Linked DNA regions of Mus musculus: regions 2 and 3 are each linked to region 1. The links are chromatin loops, found by intact Hi-C in ENCODE. Cell type or tissue: left cerebral cortex. All regions are shown on one strand.

Region 1 (8,000 bases):
TACAAGGGTTAAAGTACTAGAAACTGTATTAAAGCTCCATGGAAAATAAGCAGCCAATGAAAAACTCTTCTGATGAGGTAATGCCTAATGACTGAGCTACAATTCGTTGAGTCTGAGATTCCTATCTCCAGGAGTTAGAGGACAAGTTTCTCTGCAACCAGGAAAAAAAACTGGATAGGCTCCAATTGCTTATATAAGATATTTTATGATCACTCAATAAAAGCAAGTCCCTATGCAACTTGCCAATAGCCTCCTTAAATTATTTCCCAACGACACTCAAATATAAACTTGACTGCAATGAGTACTGGTTGTTCCAGAAGAAAAACTACAGAAGAAAAGATGAAAAATAAAGTTAAATTCTCAATAATTACATTTGAATACTCTGATGGGGAAATATTTAACTATAGTAACACTTTAGTCAACTCAGTTAGCTGTCTAACTTTCACCCCTATTTGGTGTTGAGGCCATGTGTGTATGTGTGTGTGTGTGTGTGTGTGTGTGTGTGTGTGTGTGTGTGTGTGTGTGAGTGTGATGGGTTGGCTTCTTTAGTTTCTTTCCTCTTTAAGACATTACATTCCTTTGATGACAAAGACAAAGCAATCAGATCTATCATCTTCATAGGGTGTGCATGAAAGACATCTAGTTAAATACTGTGTGTATATGAACTCTGAAAGTTTTAAATTTCTGCCTCGATTTTCAATTTACCTGTTTTTTGAGGGGAGGTGACACTAATAATGACTTATTTCTGAAGCAATGTTAGCAGCCTTTAGAAGCGACCATGGAAAGTCTCTTTTGCTAGAAACAATGCTTCTACATTGAAACATCCCCAGAGCTGAGAAGGCATTCTGTCTTACTGCTAGGGAGAAATATGCAAGGTTTCTTTAGGTAGAGCACTATGGGAGCCAAACTGCCTCAAGGCTTAATTATCTAGTTCAAATATTGCTGTTAAGTTCATGAAATATAAACAGGCAGTCTTTCACTGAGAATTTTAGCTTCCATCTTCCAGCCTGGTAGCCTTAGAAATATGCAGCGTTCAACTATCTAATCACACAAATCAAATCAGTCCTAGCCTCCTGCTATCTTGGCAAGAAGACAATGAGTTTGATTCTTCATTTGAGAGGCCATGCTTATTATAAATCTTCCAATACTTAAAAGCAAATGTCTAGGAGTCTTACTAACTCCTAGCTTATAAACGCAATACGACTGTTCATGTTTCTTGTTGAATCAAAAGTCCTTCAACTTCCTCTCTTCCTACTCAACTCCAAATCTATCAAAAAGTCCCATACTACAGTCTTAACAAAGATCTAAAATCTGGACTCTTTCTCACCATTTCATCTGCTTTTGTTTTGGTCAAGTTTGCTTCTATCTATTCCCCAACAGAAGCAATAGCATCCTTTCTATTCTCTTTGCTTCTTCTTCTGCTCCTGTAGAGTCTACTGTTCACACAGAAATTAGAGTGATTCTTCTGCAGTTGTGAGCTATCACCCTTTTACTCCAAACTCTCTCCTGGCTGCAATCAAGAAAAAAAGCCAGAGAACGTAACTTGAGATACTATGTAATATGATGCTGACATGGCCTGCACAGTCCTCACCACTTCCTCTCCTACTATTTCCTATATCTGCAACTCAAGACACATAGGCTATCTCACCTCTCCCCATCCCTTCATATGCTCCTATTTTTAAAGCCTTCACATTGTGCACCTTCAATTCTCAGACTGAATAGAGCAGACCCATGGCATACACTGGGACTTCTTGCCTTCACAATCAGTTGATCAAATATCCATACTAAATTTCTCACCTCTACCTCTAACTCTACTATTATGTTTCCCTGGAAGCTTGTGAGTAATAACTTAGAAGCAAGTATTGTTACATTCAATATAAAGCCAATCTCTCCTGATTTTATGTGTGAACATGAGTGTACTACTAGGATAATTTTGAAAATATCATCTGTTACACTGACTGTACACAGTCAAGTTCCTACATATGAGTAATCTAGTCTCCAGGAACAAATCAACTAGTTACTCATATAGATGGCATATATATATATATATATATATGTTTGATTATAGGTATTTAGAATTTTTTAAATTCTCAAAAAATAATCAGTCCACCTTTCAAACTCCACATTTATGGGACATGGGAGAATTCTCTGTGGGAATATCTGTTAAAGAGAAGTTATTCAGATTCCTATTAAGGATGTTCTAGAAGGGGAAAAAGGGATGCCTTTCCCAAAACAAAGAAAAGACAGGTAAGTATTGAGTAGCAGCAGAAAAGAGTCAAAAGACCAGAGGGATCCTGGCTAACCTGAATTAACAAGATTCTTGCTAAAACTGGACCTAGTTAAGCTTAGACAGTGCACAGGACCCAGACTATGCCTGAAAGATGACTCAGAGAAGGTTGACTAAAGCTTGGTGAAAGACATAATCTTTATCTTATTAAAAAGTGTCAGAAGACTTCACTTGAAATATATTTGTCTCCAAGTATCAAAAATCAAATATGAATCATCCACTATTTAATGAAAAAACAGGCACCTGCTGGCCTTCCTCCAGACGCTACCCTAAATGCAGAAGAAATAAACTCAAGTGGCTTGATCCTGACTGGGGAGTGTGGGGAGACCAAGCAGCAGGTTAATAATTGCAGTCATTAACATTAACAGAGTCATAAGACACACTGTAGAGAGAATTAATGCTCGCCAAAGAACAGAGCTATCGTGAGAACAGAAAGCTTAGAGGTGGACAGTTTTCTTCAGCACCTCTATGTTAAGTACATGCAGCTAGTGCAGTTTTAAAAAGGCTCTCATGTCTGATAAGACAACAGCGACATTGACCACTATAAGGAGAATAAAGAAATTTACTGTAGATTTCAGATAAGAGGGGTCCAGAGTAGTTGGCTTTGAATATGGTGAGGAATTTAGCAAGGCTGGTGTTCAGATCTTTGTGTGGGTTTGTGGGAACAGTAGGAGGTAGATATTGAGACAGGAATTTGCAATAATTGTAAAAGAGACAAGAGTTTAAATCACTGGAGAAGAAAAGACAACACAGCAAGTACACCGGGCAAGAACACAAATTCTGTTAAGGTGCAAGCAAGCCCAAGGAAAAGCACAGAGTCCATGGGGGAGATTAGGTTTTGTTATGCAAACTCAGCTGTTTCTAAGGAGAATGGATTAAGTTAATGAGATATGCAAATTTGCTAAATTACTCTGCAAATTAGAGAGAAAAGAATTCAAGTCAGTTTTTGTTTTTAAAATAAGAGGGGAAGCCTCAAGGTGGCTCAGCTGGTAAAGGTGGCTGAGCTAAGCCTCAGGCCCTGAGTTCGATTTCCAGGACCCACAGTGTGGAAGGAAGGGTTCCTACAAGCTGCCTTCTGACTTTCACAGGCATGTTATGGCATGCAGGTACCAACACACAAATAAATAATGTATAATAATAAATGAGTTAGAAATGAATAGGTGTGAGATTATAAAAGAATTGAAATCAGAGACAGCCTTGGAGGGAAATTAGAAAAATATTCCAAAAAAGGAAATTTGAAGTTGTAGAAGTTCAAGATTCATTAATGTTTTCTTTGTGGCTCTATCAGCCTGGCATAGGGTAGAGGCGTGGTCAGTTCTCAAGAAGCAATTCATTTCTACTTTGAGTTATTCGGTGCAGTTAAAAGACAATCTTTATCAGATACACTAGACCAGGACATGGGAAATTAGATTTCAAGAATGGACACAAAAATTGTCTGGAGGATTCCCCGTATCCCTAGGGGCAGGAAGGCTCCAGTCGGCCTCTGTTACATAGTACAGACAGGCACCAAGGAGGCACGTGGACAAAACACATTAGAATCCAGCTAGCTAGGCTCCTAGGCAAGTCATCAATGTTTACCCACATGTTGACATGCACACATATGCCTCTGCAGTTACACATCCTATTCAAAATCAGAGTGATGGTCCCATTGAGATGCTCCTTGTGAACCATCTTTCCTGTCTCCACGTCACTACTCTTCTACATTTATTGTCATGTTTAGACACAAGATGTTGCTTTGCTGTATGTGCCCAAATGCTACAGAAAATGATAGCTTTGATTTTATAAGTCTTTTGCGATGGCTGAGTCATTGCAAGAAGATAAGGGAAGCTTAAAAATATTTTCATGGTATACATAAAAATAAATCAGTAGGGCTTTTTCTATTTAAAAAAAAAAATCAATATTGCAGAGCAGACCTTTTGTGCATTCTGCAGGCTGCTGCTATCAAATTTTCATGTAGCCTTGTGAGTCCCAGGGGAAGCTCTGATTCATGCTGCAGATACTGCAGAGATGTGGGTGTGGTTTCCAATACAGAGGCTAGCTGCCTATGAATATTCATAGACACATTCTAGGTAAAATCCTCTAATGGTTTTCTGGGAACAGTGAAAATAGCAACAGTAAATTGCAAGCTAACCAGATACAAGCAGTTAAGGCTGGCAGGATGCTGCCGACTCCTCTAAAAATGGATCTAAGCAACTGCCAGACCCCAAACCTTCACCACAGAGAAAGTCACTCCTGAATTAATCTCCTTCCAAATAAGAAAAAATGTTATCAAAAAGAAGGGGTAAGAAATAAGAACGGAGGGAGACAGAACCTAACGAGCCCACCTCCAGTGGATGGATACACAGGGTCCTCAGTGGAGGCATGGGGACACTAACCCACCTTCAAAATTTTTGACCCAGAATTGTTCCTGACTAAAATACAACCATCTCTAATGAGATCTGAAGCCCCCTTCTGGTGTGTCTGAAGACAGTGACAGTGTAGTCACATAAATAAAGTAAATAAATAAATCTTAAAAATAAAATGTGATTTAAAAAACTGCAGGGACAAAAGTGAAGCAGAGACTGAAGGAATGACTGAACAGTACCGGACCGACTTGGAATCCATCCCATGGGCAGGCATTAAACCCTGACGTTATTGCTGATGCTATGTTGTACTTGCAGACAGGAGCTTAGCATGGCTGTCGTCTGAGAGGCTCTACCAGAAGCTGAGAGAGACAGGTGCAGATTCTTACAGTCAAGCATCGGACTGAGGTTGGAGACCCCTGTGGAAGAGTTAGGGGAAGGATTGAAGGAGATAAAAGGGATGGCAACCCCATAGGGAGAGCAACAGTGTCAATTAACCTGGACCCCTGGGAGCTCCCAGAGGCTGAGTCACCAACCAAAGAACATACACTGGCTGGTCCAGGGCCTCAGGCACATAGGTAGCAGGGGACTGACCTGTCTGGCCTCCATGGGAGAAGATGCTCCTAATCCTGTAGAAACTTGATTCCCTAGAGAAGGGGGATGGGGGAAGTAACCTCTCAGATGCAAAGGGGTGGTGGAGAGCTCTGGGAGGGGGGAACCAGGAGGCAGGGCAAAAAAGAAAAAATCATGTAATGATCAAACAATGCTCAAACATGGTGTCTGAAACTGGTTATTTCTAGATTCCCAGGAAGAATTTTGAAACTCTGATAGTCTCAAACTTCCTTTGCATATGATTTAGTTTCACAAAATTGTACACTTACAAGTGCCTTAAATTTTATCTCAATAACGAGCTGACCTTTGTACAAATTGGGCAAAGACATTATTACATAAAGAAAGCCAAAAGACACTCAAATTCCAAATCTAAAATTTACAACCACTGATAGTATGAGCTAATGATTTATCTACGGCCTAAATAAATTTATTCACACCAATTTATATTTGTTGAGGTTTCATATGTTGCTCGGTGATAGAGTAATTACAATACCCTGTTTGTCACTTCATGGAGCTGGTTCTTTCTTTCCACTTTTTCCTGGGTTCCTGGGATTGAACTCAGGCTGCCAGGCTTTTGCAGCAATCACCTTTGCCCTCTGTGCCCTATCACAGGCCCTGGAGGACAGGTTTTTGAACAGGAAAGAGAAGTAATACTAAATCGGATATGCATTAATAGATGGCAGGGTAATCTAAGCACGAGAAGCAAGGAATGTCACCTTTCCCAGTGGCGGGGGAACTACTTACTTCAAAATAGTAAAGGTGGGTTCTTCCATCATTACTGATGGGCTAGAAGTAAACCTCAAAAACTACTACCATTGTTAGCATTTTAATAATATTACTTCCTGGATAAAAAGTCTAATTGATGATGTTATTTCACTCATTTAAGACAGAAAAGTTTCTCGTTGACTAATTAAGATAGCCAAGAATTATATTCCACATGAGACACATCAAAATAGTATGTTTAGGCAAGCATACACCAATTAAGAGAAATGTTTTAGAAGCAGCCATCAAGAGCTTGGGGCAGATGCTATAAACCCTTGTCCCTCAAGCCTTCTGTAGCCCACATCCTTCTGAGCATTTGCAGGTAGGATTTACTCAAGCCTTCTGTGCTCATATGGGGGCATCTGTTTTGTGTAGAACTGGTCCCATAAGTTGTCTCACTAGGGGTAAGATTATACTGTGTTGTAAAAGACCACAGTATTTCTACAATTGTATCATTTAGAATCATGTTGTTTTAGAACAAATTTCTATGCCCTAGTTCAGGGCTAGCTGAGCAGTATGAATGGCTGAGCTTAGGATACTCAGGTGTACCAACCTCCTTGGTCTCTACAAGCTCTGTGATGTAACACTGGCCACTTAACTCCCTGACTGTTAGTCACTTCCTTCATACACTTCTTGGGCACCCGGTCTTATTATATAGCTAAGGCTGGCCTGGAACTCCCCTGGCTCTTTCTCTAGAACTTCAGTGATAAAATTACATAGATTGTTTGCATGCTGAGAGGGTTAAATAAGAAAATAAATAAATGTGGCTAGAGACTCCAAACATCTTAAGTTATTTTCCTGAATGTTGGTTCTGAATATGTCCCATGTCTTTGTCTCCTAAGACAAAGACAAATGTGATAACACAGGATTCAACCCTTATGTGATGACTGAAGAAGGCTATAGGGAAATGAAAATAAATGTGTCAAATATCCAATGGCTTAGTGAGGAGACAGACATGTCAGTACAGCCAATATAGAAAGAGTCAGTCCCACCAGGGTAGTCCAGACAAGTGATCTGTGACTTGGATGACAAGATTTCAGGTAGGTCACAGAGGCATAACATCTGTGAAATTGTCCTATAGGAATCAGGGAGACAGTGAAAATTAAAAATTTCAGTAGCAATAAATTAAGGTACGGGAAGGTATGAGGAAGGCCAGGTGGATACCTAAGCAACGGAAGCAAATATCTCATGGCATTTCCCTAGCCATATTCAATTTTAATTAACAATTTTTCTTTTATTTTCTTTTTGGTACTGAGAATCAAATTTGGAGGCTCTCACGTGTTTGGATAATGTCCTACGTTTGAATTGTCTCCCCAAGCATGTTTTTAAAGTATTTATTTTCAGATGGGCTCTATGCTACTCAGGCTGGCCTTGAACTTGTGATCATTGTTCCCTAGCCCTCCCACTCCCAACTCTAGAAAGCCAGAATGAGTAGTCTGTGATAGCAAACTTGTCTGTTAATCGCCTTCTCTAAAGCAGAGGTGTGCTAGGAGAATACGGTCCAAAGAATCAACTAAACGGGGCTCACAGGGTCTCACAGGGTCTCACAGAGGCTCACAGGGGCTCACAGAGACAAGTAGCAACCCTGAAGCCTGTGTGTCTTTGCACTAGGTTTTCTGCCTATATGCTATGGTTATTAGCTTGGGGGTTTTGTAGTGGGAATGAGTGTGCCTCCAGCTCTTTTGTCTGCTCTTGGGACCCCTTTTTCTCCTACTGGGGTTCCAATTCCAATCTTGATATGAGAGCTTGTGCCTAGTCTTACTGTATTTTGTTATGCCTTGTCCAGTTGATATGCCTGCTGTTTTCTGAAGTTTAACAGAGGAGCAGAGGATCTGGGGGAGAGGAAAGACATAGGTCAGAGTGGCAGGGATGAGTGGAAGGAAAGGAAAGTGACTGCTGCTGGGATGCATTGTATGAGAGAAGAATAAATAAAAAGGAAAAAAAGCAGAGAGCATGCAAGGATGTGGAGCCACCGTGTCCCCTTGACCAGCAGATGC
Region 2 (8,000 bases), 230 kb after region 1:
TGCTAAAGAACCATTAGATTGTATTCCTAAAGCTCCTCAGGTTGACTACCAAGGTTCAACTATCAAAAGTCCCTTGTGGCTCACCCAATTAACATGCCCAATTAATATTAAATACCTCATTCTAACTCAAGCTCTCCCACTTTACCTTCACTGCCATCCACCTATGGTCTATGTCTGTCCCCAGAGACAGTCCTTTGTCCCTCCCTCCTTCAAGGTAAATCCCCCTTTTCTCCCCTCTCCTTTGATCTCTTCTCCTCCCTCTTCCTCTGTCTCCTGTGTTCATCCATTATCTCAGCCTCTATCCCTCTGAACTAAGTAAATGTCCTTTGTGCTGAGAGCTTGGACTTGAGGGTCCTGAGTGGATTCCTTACACTAAGACTCATCCATTACTAAGCTCCTTCTCACCGTGTTGGATCGTGGGTAGAATTCCCTAAGCCTGTAGTATGGCCTTGGCACTGAACTCTTCAGAGCCATGATCATACCTTCTCTTCAGTTTTCTCATGGCAAGATCCTTCATCTTCAAGTCATCCCTCCCAGTAACACACAGGATCCCAAAAAAGATAAATAGCCTAGGTGGGAAGAAATGGCAAATTTTGAATAGACTTTTCCAAATAGGAACTCTTGCTAGCTACTTAAATAGAAATGCAATCAGCATTCTAGATAAGCAATAGAATATAAATTAAGGTTTCCATGAAATGCCATTCCTCACTAGACTGGCAAAGCCTCTGACAGTTGAGAAAATGGGGAGGGGGATGGAGAAATCACTACAGATGCTTCGGAAATGGCTCAGCATCCTCCAGTAGTGATGGACTGACAGATGCTAGTGAGCACTGAGATGTCGATTTCTACCCCAAAAGCATATACCCCAAGGCTCATAATCCAGAGTTAAACCCAACCTTTTTCACAGTCACATAACTCAAAACAGCCCCAAGCTGGAAACCATCCAAAGGACCTAAGCTAGAATCAATACAGACTGTTGTTAAGTATGGATACAAGATTAAGCTCCACGGCAATAAACATATGTGAAGTAGAAATGCACCTAGGAGAATGGAAGAGTATTACAACCATAATGAGCAAGTCACCAAAGAAACGGTGTGCACACACTGTGTGCATTTCAAAAATGAACACATTAGCATGAAAACAATCCAGAGGCAAATTCTGTGACAGATAAACCTGTGGAGACAAGCAGAACTGGATGGCCATCTTTCTTGGGTGAACCTCCCATCTGGCGAAGGGTCTGCTCCAACCAGGGGAGAACAACAAATGTCTACTTGGTATGACTGTTTTATGAGTATTTGCTTTGTGGTTGCTTTTATTACTGTACATACATTTCATACTGTTCTATGTGTATGAAATATTTCTAATGACCAATCTAAATCTGCCACCTTTTAATAAGAATGGAAGATTCGGTTACAGAATTTAGAGAACACCATAATGGCTTTTTATTTTACATTTCTCATGGCACTGGCTCACTTTAAATACTAATTATCTGCTGTTTGAGCTACTGCCTATGCATCTTGATAGCCGTCCACTGATGTAGTCTGACCTTCTGCTTTGTGATTTTGAACAGTCAGCAGGAGGCCTGAAATTGCATCAAGAGAAGGTACATTATGTAATATTGTAAAGTATCAGATAAGATGACAGGGTTGCAAAGCAGCAAAATGTAAATGAGACCCTCTGGATGCGAGGCATGCCTTTAATTGGAGCAAGGATGTCACATAATCGAAGTCACAATGGTCTTGTGGGAAAGTACGGAAGAATCTCTTGCTTTCTTGACTCCCATGATCCTGAGCTGCATGCTGTCCCTTGAATGATTTTCTCACCTTTGAATCCCAGTTCTGAGCAGGTGAGAATACAATTTGGCAAATGAGTTTCGGGGAGAGCATTGCCAAGGTTATTTCTTCTTTGTAGCAAATCCAGTAGCTTGAGGAATGAACACAGCTGAGTCACTATTTGAAAACATACGAAGTATTCAATCCTAAATGAAAACAGTCTAACATCAGAAACCTTACATTCATCCACTGCAGTGCCAGATACCCTTCCTAAAACGGCACTGGGTGGTGGTTGTTAGTTAGTTAGACAGTTAGTTAGTTAATTAGATAGTTAGTTAGTTAGTTAGTTAGTTAGTTAGTTAGTTAGTTAGTTAGTTAGTTAGTTAGGTGCTTGATTTGGGGGGTTGAGTTATATTGTTTTGTTTTGTTTCATTTTATTTAAACCAGCTCTCACATCTCTTTGTGACGACACACTCAAGCTGTATAAATCTGACTTCATGCACAAATGCAGCCAGAGAAAGTGTGTAAAATCTCTCATCCACAAATAAACAGGAAAATGTAGTGTTGACAACAATATACATTTCTGGTGAAATACTCTGTGGATGTGAGACTGCATACCAAAGACAGTGTGGTGACTTGGAAGGCCCTCGCGTAGAGTCCTGAGCCGTTACAGCCTGTGAGATAGTGTACTTGCCACTATCTCTATAGATGCATTCTCTGGCTGGAGAGAAGAGGCAGTTCCCTGCCAATCACGTGTGGAGTGCACAGAAGTGAGATGGAAGAAACAGAAATCATTTAATCATCCTGGGGATACGTTATCAGTAGTCGGGCAAAGCTTTAGAGAAGAGTCTCACAAACTTTGTATTTAGCCAGTGGCACTTCTCATCCCAGCTACTCATAACAGCTCCTCTCACCACATTCACTTATATTGGCCCCTTCATTCCTACCAGTAAAATCTGTAACTCAACTGAGGATTACTTTCTAAGCGGTAACTAAGGAAAACAAGTAAACAAGCAGAACAAAGGTAGAAACATTGAGCCAAACTGAGAGTTCATATTTTCTTCTGTGCAAGTGAACTCGTGCAAAAACAAGGATTTCTTATTGGCTTATTTTAAAGCTTAATGTAAAAACCGCATTGGATTGAGAGCCCTGCTGACTACCCAGCCTATAACATATGCTTTGGTGTTTACTCGACTAACACTGAGGGCTGGCTCATGCCCAAATCTCTCCAGGACCTCCTGTGTCAGCAGCCTTTCAAGATGGACCCAACCAGTCCCAGCAACTGTAGGAGGGGGCAATGTCAAGTTCTTCCCTGAGCAAGGTAACCTGGATCACCACGCTGAGTCGGAATCCACGACCTTGGCCTTGTTAGCTGAGCTCTAACTGGGTGAGGTTATAGGTCCAGATGGCAAGAAGATGTAGAACACGTTGCAGAAGTCACTCTGTACTTTCTGAAAACTAAATGTTTTTGATGACATGTGCTGCCCTTCCCCCCACCAGGTACTCATTGCACGGTTCTACAGAAGCGAAGGGAGGGAGACAGATGGCCAAGCTGGAGGGAAGGGGAAAAAAAAAGAACAAACTTAAAGAGGGGTAAATACTTAAAGGAAAAGGTTAGGATTCTGAGCAGTGCCCAGAAAATGTAAACTATAATAGAAGGATAATAATTCTCAAAGGCTGAGAAACTTCCCCTTACACCTCAGTCATTGCTGCACAAAGCCTGGCTATCCATATGAAATATCTCCTCTTCAATAGAGCACATTACCATCAAAACAAAATATAGCACATGATTAGAGCAGTAAATATTCATGAAACTCCTCCAACCATAAACTATGTTGAAGGCAGAGAAGGTAATGTCTAACGTACGGTCACTTGAGACTATCTAAGCTGTAGGAATCGGGGACAAGGCCACAGGCTGGCTCGGGACACCCACTGCAGCAAAGGTAGAGTTCTTCCCAACCCTGTTACTAAGGAAATTTTCAGAGCCAGTCTATAAATAGCCCCAGCAGAAATGAGGCTCAGCAAGAGAGCTGTGGCCCTGCATGCTGCTGCTGCTGCAGGAGATTCAGCTCAGAACATTTTTTTTCCTTTCCACTTAACTTTTATAGAGAGTCAGAAAGGAAACACACACACACACACACACACACACACACACACACACACACACAGAGGAAAGAACTCTGAAGAAAAAAAAAGCTAGATAAATGCCCAGCTTGGGAGCCCAAGACTGCAATGCCTAAGCTTTACGGGACTCTTCCTTACACTCACACAACTGGGAATATTGCTTTTGATGCTAAGCAGGGTACGGCACCTGATGCCATGCTTCCGGGTTGGTACCTGCAATCTGCTCATCCTGGGTCCATGGAGAGAGGTTGAGTCCACTAATCTAATGTCTTCCCTTGTAACGAACATCCTGATTCCCTTGCATACTCGGCCCCACCTTTACATGTCCTAGGGATATATTTTATCTGACAGTGATTCTATTTCAGCACTCCTTCTCCCACACAGCACCATTTTTGCTTCCATTTCCCAGAATCTCTTGTGTTCTCTTCTGAAGGGGTTCCCACCGAGCCACTTGGGAATACTGATTTAAAGAGATGGAGAGGTCCTGAGGAATGGCTGTTATAGAACTCACTAGACACCATTCCTGCATGAAGTTTTATCAAAGTTGCTTCGTTTAGAAACACCAATCCTGGCAACTGGTAAATATGTGGATAGGGGACGCTCACTGCAGCATCTGCCAGGAAGCCTTGTTCCTTTGAAATGCATGTGCCCCACGGTTCTATGACCTTGTCTTTAAAACTGAAGAAGCATCCCACCAGAGCCTACTTAAGCTTCCCTGATGTCTGCTTTTACTACTTTCTGAAAGCAAAGTCTGGATCCTTCTCTGAACTAATATGCAAAAATCATTGAAAGTAAGTTACACAGGATATAATAAACAGATTATATGGAGATTGACTCTGTAAGAATAATCAATGAAAGCTTTAAAGATTGCCCCCTTAAAAAATATCAAAACATAAGACAAAACTACATTACAGCACCATATAAATATAGACAAGCAAATCAATCATATAGAGAAGAAAATGTGTAGAGGATTATATATTGATTTACATATATGAATATAAATTTAGATGACAATGTGATATTTTAAAGGCATGGAAAAGGCTACTGCAGCCATTATATACATCAAATACCAGTTATATTATTTACCATGTATTTAATATAAAGATAAACTCAATTAAAATATAAAATAATGACTTGAAATATAGAAATTTAATTTTTGAAACTTCATGTATGACAAAAAGAAGAAAACTAAGCAAGTCATATAACCACACACATGCACACACACACACACACAAAACACATATAACTATGCAAATAAATCATTAATATGCTTGACTGTATACATATTAAGTCATCAGTATCCTTGATTATCAGGATTGGTATAAGAGGTTAGAAAAGCCCCACAGAGCCAAAGACAGGCTTAAGGAAGGGCAGGCACTCCAACTAAGGTTCTAGTTTCAACTTCCAAATGGCCTTTCCTCTTGTGCATATGGCTATGGTCCTGATTGTCCCACTAATCATATTATCAACCAAAGGCCACAGACTTTTGTCTTACTTTAGCTCCTAAAACATTCTGGCAAATCAAGCCCAGCTCTTGTCCTGTCTTAGCTTCCTAAGACCCATGAGAAGACATGCCAGCTCATTGCAGCAGAGAAAGCACAATAGAGCTCAGTTTCAGCTGTAGCTCCCAAAAGAGCCTGTGACTCAGCTGCAGCCCACCTGAGCCACCGTTCAGGACCAGTGCCTCTTTACAGTGACTCACACAATGATCCAGTAGGATTTGTCCCTGGGAACCAGGAGAAAACACATCTAGTAGCTTTGAACCTGGCAGCAAGCTCACTATCTATGAATGCTGAAATAGACTATCATCCTACTCTGAAGCCCACAGGCCATGATGGGAGAGACATTTGGTCCTGAGTGATCCAGCCCATTCAGAGACCAAGTAGGAGCCATACACTGAAGCCTCAGGTAACAAGCAAATAAACTATGAACCCAGGAGTCACATGACCCAGTTCAAACTCATTGACCACAACCCTCTGAGCCACTCCCCCATGAGCACAAAGACCCAACAACACAGCGGACTTTTACTCCCCAAAACTAATTCATAAGATGTTTTCCTCTTCATGTGTACAGCCACCAGCAGCACAAGACTAAATAGATAATGAAGAATTAAACAAGCGTGACATCACCAAAGGAAACTAACCATGCTCCAAAGAATCTACAAATTGCCTTAATGCCTTTTCAAAAGTAATCTTAAAGACAGATAAAAATCAACAAAACAAAACAGACATTTAGTCAACTGAGAATAATTAGACAAGCAAGCAGTGGATGAAGAAACCTGCAATTAACAAATAAGTAGGAACATATAGGACAGAAACAAACAGGAGCTCTGCAACTGGAAAATGCCAAAGAGAATTATTTAATGGCAGACCTAAGCATGGAGGTAAAAGATTTACATTTTGCTTTGCTTTGTTCTTGCTGTGATAAACACCATGATTCAAAGCATTTTGAGGGAGAAAAGGGTCTACCTGGCTTGCATGTTCATTATCAAGGGAAAGCAGAGTTGGAACTTGGCTCTGAAGAGATAGAACAACCTCGAAGTTAAAGGATAGAAATGGAGAATTCTCAGCTCATCGCATGTAAACTAACTACAACACTATAGTCATCAAACATTGTGGTAGTGGTGTGGACACAGCCATATTGACTAAAGAAATGAGAACTCAATCCCTGGATTATCCCACCCCAACAAGTCTGTAGTGGGAAAGGAAAGTCTTTCTAACACACAAATGACAAAATTTAGGCCTTGACCCCACAGCTTGTAAAAGTTTACAAGAAGCTGACAACCTCCTTCACTGAAAAGGTAAAAGAATAAGTTCTTAGGAGAAAAATTGGAGCAAAAATCTTCATGATCTTTGAATTTTGGTGGAGGTTACACCATTCACACAGGCAACAAAAGAAGGATAAATCAGACTCAGGGTGCATCTGTGAACGTTATCCAGAGAGTGGAAAGGAGCCTATGACAGGATGAAAATGGCTGTATATAACACTTTTGATAAGCAATTAAAGTCTAGGCTTGGCAACAACTCACAAACTCAAAAGTAAGCATCCAAATCAAAAATAAGCATCGAGGTCTTCAGTAGAGCCCAAGACCTATTACAAAAGGCAGGTTTAACTCCTCCATTGTTGGTGGGATTGCAAGCTTGTACAACCACTCTGGAAATCAGTCTGGCGGTTCCTCAGAAAATTGGACATAGTACTACCGGAGGATCCAGCAATACCTCTCCTGGGCATATATCCAGAAGATGTCCCAACCGTTAAGGACACATGCTCCACTATGTTCATAGCAGCCTTATTTATAATAGCCAGAAGCTGGAAAGAACCCAGATGCCCCTCAACAGAGGAATGGATACAGAAAATGTGGTACATTTACACAATGGAGTACTACTCAGCTATTAAAAAGAATGAATTTATGAAATTCCTAGCCAAATGGATGGACCTGGAGGGCATCATCCTGAGTGAGGTAACACATTCACAAAGGAACTCACACAATATGTACTCACTGATAAGTGGATATTAGCCCCAAAACTTAGGATACACAAGATATAAGATACAATTTGCTAAACGCATGAAACTCAAGAAGAATGAAGACTAAAGTGTGGACACTTTGCCCCTTCCTAGAAATGGGAACAAAACACCCATGGAAGGAGTTACAGAGACAAAATTTGGAGCTGTGACAAAAGGATGGACCATCTAGTGATTGCCATATCCAGGGATCCATCCCATAATCAGCTTCCAAACGCTGACACCATTGCATACACTAGCAAGATTTTGCTGTAAGGACCCAGATATAGCTGTCTCTTGTGAGACTATGCCGGGGCCTAGCAAACACAGAAGTGGATGATCACAGTCAGCTATTGGATGGGTCACACGGCCCCCAATGGAGGAGCTAGAGAAAGAACCCAAGGAGCTAAAGGGAACTGCAACCCTATAGGTGGAACAACAATATGAACTAACCAGTAGCCCGGAGCTCTTGTCTCTAGCTGCATATGTATCAAAAGATGGCCTAGTCAGCCATCACTGGAAAGAGAGGCCCTTTGGACTTGCAAACTTTATATGCCCCAGTACAGGGGAACGCCAGGGCCAAAAAGGGGGAGTGGGTGGGTA
Region 3 (8,000 bases), 69 kb after region 1:
GTATCAGGGTCCTTTCAGTAAAATCTTGCTGGCATATGCAATAGTGTCTGGGTTTGGTGGCTGATTATGGGATGGATCCCCAGGTAGAACAACAATATGAACTAACCAGTACCCCCAGAGCTCGTGTCTCTAGCTGCATATGTAGCAGAAGATGGCCTAGTCGGCCATCATTGGGAAGAGAGGCCCCTTGGTCTTGCAAACTTTATATGCCCCAGTACAGGGGAATGCCAGGGCCAAGAAGTGGGAATGGGTAGGTAGGGGAGCAGGGTAGGGGGGAGGGTATAGGGAACTTTTGGGATAGCATTGGAAATGTAAACAAAGAAAATATCTAATTTTAAAAAAGGCAAAAAAAAGGTATACTCAAAAAAAAAGTTGCCAATAAGCATGTGTGTGTGATGGTTCTAAATTAAAATTTTTAACAAAAAAAAAATTTGTGGGTAGACTATAATTAATTCTCTAGAGAGTGATTTCATGTTTAATAAAAATATTAGCATATAATATCAAAAATTTAAAATTCACCTTTAAATTATATTCAAGTTTTTGAGTTTATTAATGACTTTTCTTTGGAAGAAACTAACTTTGAAGGGATTCAAGCTTTGAGGAGGGAAACATTTTATAACCCTCTCTTTTGCCTATATGAACATTAGCTGCTGGAACAAAAACCACATCTTCACTCATTTGGGGAAAAGGTAAGAAGACAATGCTCTAGGTTCTCTGCATCCCAGCGGAGGTGGGAGCGTTGCCCTGGAGTTATTCATCATCAGCTACCAACAGCCTTGTGGCACACGCTTCACACCTGTACTTCTGAAAGCATCAACTTTATTCACAAGCTGTCCTCTTGTGCACTAAACAAAAGGAATATTTTAATGAATACCACAGAGTCACAGAGCCAGGCTGCCATGCGCAGTCACAGAGCATCAGTGCATTAAAGAAACGATGGCTCCTGTGAGCTTCTGGTACTAAGTAGGTCAACAAGATCGGAAGTGTTTAAACTCTCCTCTGTGTTCCATGATGTCTTTGGAGGGGAGTGAGCCAGCAGTGTGTAGGGATAGCCTGCAATTCAGACTTAACACAACCAAATGGCTTTCTCTAAGACCTCTCCCAAGCAGCCTGAAAACCAGAGTTCTTCTCCATGATTCTATTTTCAAAGGTAAAAGTCATATACAACATCCTAGATCTTAAAATATGTTTACGATAGAATGGAGATAATACAGTTTGAGAGTTAATAGGCCTGGATCCTAAACCAGTCATCCCACCCTATGTGGCTTCAAAAACTGTCACGGGACCTCAGCTATTTCATTTTTTTATTAGTAGTTGAATGAAGTGAATGCTGTTGCTTTTTGCTGACTCTCAAGACTGATGAAAAAGTAAAATAAAAGAACACTGCAAATGCAGGGTGCATTTGGGGGCATTGTTTTTATTTTTGGCTTTAGTATTGTTTTGGTTTTTGACCTTTCAACATTACATCTCTGTATACTATTTTTTCCACATTTGGAAATAGGAGGACTTTTTTAAAACAGTGAATTTTTGAATGTATGGCATTTTAAAACAAAACAAAACAAAAACAACAAAATAACATTTTTAATTTGCCAATAGACAGTTATGACTATGATCTTGACTGCCAAAGACAGCTGTGACAAATGAGGAGTTTTAATTCTACAGTGAACTTTTAAATAGAAGCTAAATAAATGCTTGCTGCTTTTTTTTTTTTCCTACATGGAAACAAGGCAGGAGACTGACTCCTGTCTGGGTAGCCATCCTGCCCTGGGCCCTGAAAGAGGGAAAAACAAACAGAGTGAGTTCAGTTTGGCTTAGGGGGCTGCTCATTTTTCTTTTAGTTATTTACACATGTACACGTGTGTGTGTGTGTGTGTGTGTGTTCCCACATGTGTATGTGGGGGCCTTTGGAAACTAAAGGATTGGTTGTTTCTGATCCCCTGGAGCTAGAATTGTAAGTAGTGTGACCCACCTACCTACCTTGGGTGCTGAGAACCAAACACCAGTCCTTTATAGAAGTAGCAACTGCTCTTAACTACTGAGCTGACTTTCCAGCCTCTGAGATTGGGCATCTTCATGCTGAAAAATAGAGTCAGCATCTCCTCTTACATCTGCTACTCCACAAATCAGAAATTGTTTGGGCATGGGGAAAGTGTCTCGTTCATTCTCTTTGTTTTATAATATTGGACTTTATAGAGACAGAAATGGTAATGTTAATAAATGTGCATTTTCTATGTCTATTTCCATGGGATATTGATAACCATCCCTCATTGTGTGGATACAGGAAGTACTCGACTGTATTATGAGCATTCTAATGATGGCTACAATTGGCCAAGCGATGAAGAATGAATCCTGAGAGAGCTAAGCCAACAACAGTCATGTCTAGAAAACAGTGAAACCACGACTTAAACTTGGTCTGTCTGGCATCAGATACTTCAAGTAGCCTGTCCCTGCACCTGCCTCTCTGTGCAAGCTGTGAAAGTGAAGTAAGTGTTTTTCCATGACAATAGTACCAGCACCACCTTAGGCCTTACCATTGGCTGTCAAACATTGTCTAGCATTGTCTATGACATCCTCTGACTATTTTACTCCTTAGGTATCTCTGCAACCTGACCCAGTTTCAGACTGCTGTCTTCTCATTTCTGGCCCTTTCACACTCATTTCATAATCTATGCTTCAAGATATCACTGAAACTGTGATTTCTCTCTTTCTCTCAGGAGACATAATGCCGATACACGTGCTAGAATATTCTTTTGTTCAACTGCGGAATGACTCGACATCTGCTATTTTATGAAAATACTATGTAGTTTTATTCTCTGTGAAACAAGCCCCATGTTTCTAGGAGAACTTAGGAAAACAGAGGTGAAACAAGGGAATAAAACTGATCCTTAGACAGGCTGCTTCAGTTGTGTAGCCGTGGTCTAATTAATGCTCTTTTCTGTGCACACTTGACTTGCTACCCACAACCTAGTCAATGGCCTTTGCACATGACTATAGTCTCAGTGCGCCGGAAGCCGAGAAAGGTGTACCTCTATGAATTTTAGGCCAGCTTGGGCAACACAGTAAAGCCTTGTCTTTAAAGCAATATGTAATGCATATGGTTTGTGAATTCTCAAACTATGTATTGTTGTATCCATGGTCCATTTATGCATGAGGTATGTTTGCTTTTATTGATCTAGCTACAGAATTAATTCTCTATATGGGTCATACACAACACAGAGACATACACATAGACAAACACACAAGAGAGACTTATTTATTTATGTCTATGTGTTAATCTATATGTACCATGCTTGTATAGAGGCCTTCAAAGGTCAGAAGGCAGCCTTAGGTGCTATAGAACTAGAGTTACAGATGACTTGAACAGCCTTATGTCGATGCTGGGAACCAAATCTCAGTCCTCTACAAGAACAGTCAGTGCTGGTAGCCACTGAGTCCCCTCTCCAGCTTATTTTTAAAATCAATGTTATACCATGCGTCTCTTTCCATTACATGAAATGTTCTGTAAATATAAATTTAGCTAAATATATCCTTTTTTGCTTACCATATCAAAGTTAATTTAAGCAATCCTTTCTCAGTAAATATTCCTTTTTAACTTGCAATTTAATTGTCAACATGATGAAGAAAACACCTTTGAACTAAATACATATATCCATGTCATTGTTTCTCTAAAACAATTTCTAGGTTTTGTCCTCCCTTGCTTTGTAGTGTTTCACAGAAGGAAAGGAGACCCATTTGTTTTACTCTGCCAAGTCAACACAGTCAACGCAGATGGGGTCTTCTCTCTAACCTACACCCTATGCTACTCACAGGTCTCTGCCCTTCTCCCTAAACAATGTGATTGCCCACCCTACTGCAGCAGACCAGTCAAACACTCATGTGCAGTTTGCACATTCAAAAATGAATAAAGCCATTTTTTTTTCAAATGAGAACTAGGGATGCTTATCTTAGGGAAACTGTCATTTCGATAGTGTGGTTGTGTTTTGGAATCATCCCTGCATTTAAATTTTTAATTTGCAAAATGCAAGAGGGAGCTTGACACATGCTCTCTAAGTTCCCAGGGTCTAGCCATGAAGTATATTAGCCTTTCTAATGGGCTCAGCAACTTTAAGGGAAAGAAAAATGCATCTATCGATTTGGCTCAGCTGTCTCAATTTGGGAGCTGTCCCAGTAATCTCATTATTGTGGTATGTATGCTTTTATTCCCTCTGCTCCAGAATTGGGTCTATATAGAGAGCCGGGAGCTGCATTCTCAGCAGGACCTCAAGGTATCAAATGCACCCAGGAGCTCTCGCCTACCCATTTTCATTAGAATGAGGCACAAATGACAAATCATTCCTTGGCCCACACATTACTTTAGGTCCATTCCTTTATATAACTCTCATCCTACATTAATGCATGATTTTTTTTGTTATTGCCAAACTTAGGCATTCAATAAACTTTGATTTGGAAAGAGATTTGGATATATCCAAGCAGACTCTTCTCTTGTCTGGCTGTTTTTGTGCAGTCCCTGGAATGTCCTTGAGCATCCTTCCTAAACACAAAGAAAGCTGCAATTGTGGGAAAAGATATCAGAAATCTTAATATCCTTGCTTCCACAGAAATTAACTCTACAATGAGTGCAACCGCCTTTGCTTTTTCATGCAATTCCTTTACATACTTCACTTCTCTGCAAGGAAAGGAATATGCTCGTGTGCAGGAAGCGTGGCTCGCTAGAGTCTCCAATTCACCCCCACTCGCCATATGCAGCGCATAAATTTATAATGTGTTAAGCTCCAAGAACAGCTGATGATGAATTTCAGCTTCCCAAAACCTAGGTTTAATTCGACCTAGACTCTCTGTCCCCTCACATCAGCTCTCTGTGTTAGGAAAGTACTTTTATGACTAGTCAAATATCTTCTGCTACACAGAGTTTAAGGGCTGCTCTTAGGGAGAATGGAAATCTGTGCCAGTAAGAGTGTGAGAGACACTAATGAAGTGTGCTGGTCTCCGCCCCCTTTTTTTCTTCCATTACCCTTAAAGGTCATGGGCTTTTAGAATGGAAGTTTCTCAGATGGCCACAGTCTATGATATTCAAATATAATATTGGGCTATAAAGTAAAATTTAAAAACAAAGATTTGTCCCTACACTGTTATCTTTTTGCTTTCTAGTTTCTCAAGCAGAAACTCTATTCAATTTCCTTCCATTTTGCTTGAGGCAAAATGAGCATATTTAATCTCGTGCAACTAAAATTAAAGCAATTTGAAAGGAGGAAGAGATAATCAGAATTAACTACCTCATTTTATAGAAAGAAACAAAGGACGTTCGTGTCATACAACTAGATAATAATGTCTGTCCCTTCAGTGTTTTCCACAATAAACAAAAGGGATGTTCCCGTCATTCGTAGCTGCAGAGAGCCTAGTTACCTGTGCAAGTTATCTTCATGTCCTAAAAGCATCAGACTGAAAAGATGGGCATTACTTATCCAACAAAGGAGGATTTGTTTATTTATACAAAAATCCATGACTTCCACCCAAATGACGTTCTGGAAAAGGTGGAACTCGGGAGACAGCGAAAGCTTACTGGCTGCCATAGATTAGAGATGAAGAGGAGCAGGCAGAACACAGGAGAGCTTTAGGGCGGTCTTGCTATTCTAGGTAATACTGTCATGGTGAATCCATGTCATTTTGGATTTGTCAGAAATCCATAAAATATACAATACCAACAGTGAGTCTTGGTAGTTTACCCTTTGGTCCTTCGGTGGTAGGAGTATAAGTCCATCAGTTGCAAGCATGTAACACTCTGGCACATTGACTGGTGTGTGTGTGTGTGTGTGTGTGTGTGTGTGTGTGTGTGTGTGTGTGTGTGTGTGTGTGTGCAGTGTGTCCATGGACAGGGATTATGATATATGATAAACCTCCATCTTACTCCTTAATTCTACTGTGAACCTAAACTTTCTCTTTAAAACATTTTTTTAAATTCTCACTAGCCGGGCAACAGTGGCACATGCCTTTAATCCTAGCACTTGGAAGGCAGATACAGGCAGATCTCTGAGTTCAAGGCCAGCCTGGTCTGTAGAGTGAGTTCCAGGACAGCCAGGGTTACACAGAAAAACCTTGTCTTGAAAATCCCCAAATAAATAAAATTCTTGTAGTGAAATATATAGTAAAGCCTGGCTTTGAGTGAAATATTTGAGCAAAGACTTTGCTATGTTTGGGTTAATCAGTAGAGAATGAGAAATTGTTTGGAGATTATGACTAGCCAGAATCAAAAGAGACTGAGAATTATGTGGATTGTCTGTTCTTACAGGCAGGAAAAACAAGATAACTGGTAGTTGGAAACTTTCCCAGCCCAATTAACCTGGTATAATGTTTGAATAAAGCAACTGGGGTGAGCTAGCCAGGTGTCAGTCTTTCCAAGAAGGGTGAACCACTCTGTTCCTTCAGAAAATGAAGGCTTAGCATCTTAGTGAGCTTCCCACTCTACTGTGGCACCTACAACCAACATCAATTAATAGTTTCTCACTAATATGTCAAGTCAGAATAAAGGCCTCGACTGGCTACCTGCCTATTAAATAAGAAAGGAATCTACATGATCACTAGCTCCAGGGGTGAATTATGCACACAAGTAGGGGATTCAAGAGAATACTCCACAGTCAGCTAATGGATGGATCACAGGGCTCCCAATGGAGGAGCTAGAGAAAGTACCCAAGGAGCTAAAGGGATCTGCAACCCTATAGGTGAAACAACATTATGAACTAACCAGTACCCCGGAGCTCTTGACTCTAGCTGCATATGTATCAAAAGATGGCCTAGTCGGCCATCACTGGAAAGAGAGGCCCATAGGACATGCAAACTTTATATGCCCCAGTACAGGGGAACGCCAGGGCCAAAAAGGGGGAGTGGGTGGGTAGGGGAGTGGGGGTGGGTGGGTATGGGGGACTTTTGGTATAGCATTGGAAATGTAAATGAGCTAAATACCTAATAAAAAATGGAAAAAAATACTCAGTGGCACACTGTTGAGAACCTGGGATCTTAAAATGAATGGAAGAACCCGGGAGTTCACTAAGATACCTTAAAGGACTTTTAAAAAGAGATCAAGGGGCTTCCTAAAATAGTACCATTTTGAGTAAAAACATCCCAGCCACTTTCATTCCTAAGATATCACCAAATGACCAGAGGGACAAGTAGTTGTGAAGGACACCGGGCGTCAGCACTGTAAGTGTAAACACACTGCTGTTCACACACTATAAAACGGGAACTCACAGTCTACTGAATGCAACACAAATAGGACCCCGGTGTCCAGACACACCAGGGGCTGACTCACACCTGCTCGCCTTAGGAAAACAAAATAATCTCCAGTGTACTAACGTAAGACAAACCAACAGAGCAGTGCTCACAGATCCCAAATTACACGGTCAAATAAAGGTCTAAATGTTACCATGTGCTCTGAACCAACACTGAGTGAGCCCTGGGAGATGTTTGCTGCAGGAAACACAGAAAATGAAGTCTAAGCCTTGGTTCTCACATCCTTTCCATTAGACTTTAGACTAATTATTCCTTATACGCTTTTTATTTCCTTAAGTGTAAAATCATGACAGCGATGACCCTTACTCGGTAGGTTTGTGAAAAGGAAAGCAAGAGACAATATACATAAGACCTAAGTTATTGTCCTAAAGAGACTAGACAACCATCTTTTGAGGACCATAGCATCAGAGCCTTTCTCTCAGTATCAAAAAACAGAAACACAAAACAAGTATGCCAAGGACTGGCCTCAGCTTAGAGAAGAGTTCTGAGGGAAGGGGTATTTGAGGGTGGTGAAAAAAAAAATGACTCAAAGTCAAATTGTGGGTCTAAGCTGACAACCTATCGTCTGCTCGAGACAGCTTTCCAGGTTGATCTCTCTGTGTTCTGCTTTCTCTGGAGATCTCCAGACAGCTCTATTTTCTGCTCGAGATAGTGCTCCAAGCAGTTCTCTCTTGCTATTCTAAAAAAATTCTCTGGATAGCTCATCTCTTGCAGAT

Evidence for each region. Hi-C counts contacts between places; a loop is a spot of excess contacts. Peaks named below come from ENCODE experiments on the same cell type or tissue, not always from the same donor. Only the 100,000 strongest peaks of a DNase experiment are listed, where the experiment ranks them.
Region 2: it touches region 1 in a loop (3-fold over the local background); 2 of 42 quality-filtered maps call a loop at or near these places.
Region 3: it touches region 1 in a loop (9-fold over the local background); 2 of 42 quality-filtered maps call a loop at or near these places.

Annotation. Positions count from the first base shown.
Region 1 is chr14:68,447,867-68,455,866 of GRCm38, reverse strand. The region is part of intron 2 of Gm41190 (a long non-coding RNA gene); the gene reads left to right. The region is part of intron 1 of Gm31227 (a long non-coding RNA gene); the gene reads right to left. Among named protein-coding and RNA genes, the nearest start is that of Gm41190, 9.8 kb to the left of the region's middle. In left cerebral cortex, a CTCF peak has its summit at 4,796; DNase peaks (open chromatin) are centred at 4,330 and 4,867; H3K27ac peaks cover 823 bases.
Region 2 is chr14:68,214,438-68,222,437 of GRCm38, reverse strand. No RefSeq gene overlaps it. Among named protein-coding and RNA genes, the nearest start is that of Nefm, 93 kb to the right of the region's middle. In left cerebral cortex, no CTCF peak of the experiment used is centred here; DNase peaks (open chromatin) are centred at 3,106, 3,739, 4,288, 5,543 and 1 more place; H3K27ac peaks cover 1,263 bases.
Region 3 is chr14:68,378,705-68,386,704 of GRCm38, reverse strand. No RefSeq gene overlaps it. Among named protein-coding and RNA genes, the nearest start is that of Gm31227, 55 kb to the left of the region's middle. In left cerebral cortex, no CTCF peak of the experiment used is centred here; DNase peaks (open chromatin) are centred at 2,711, 3,877, 4,213 and 4,731; H3K27ac peaks cover 1,813 bases.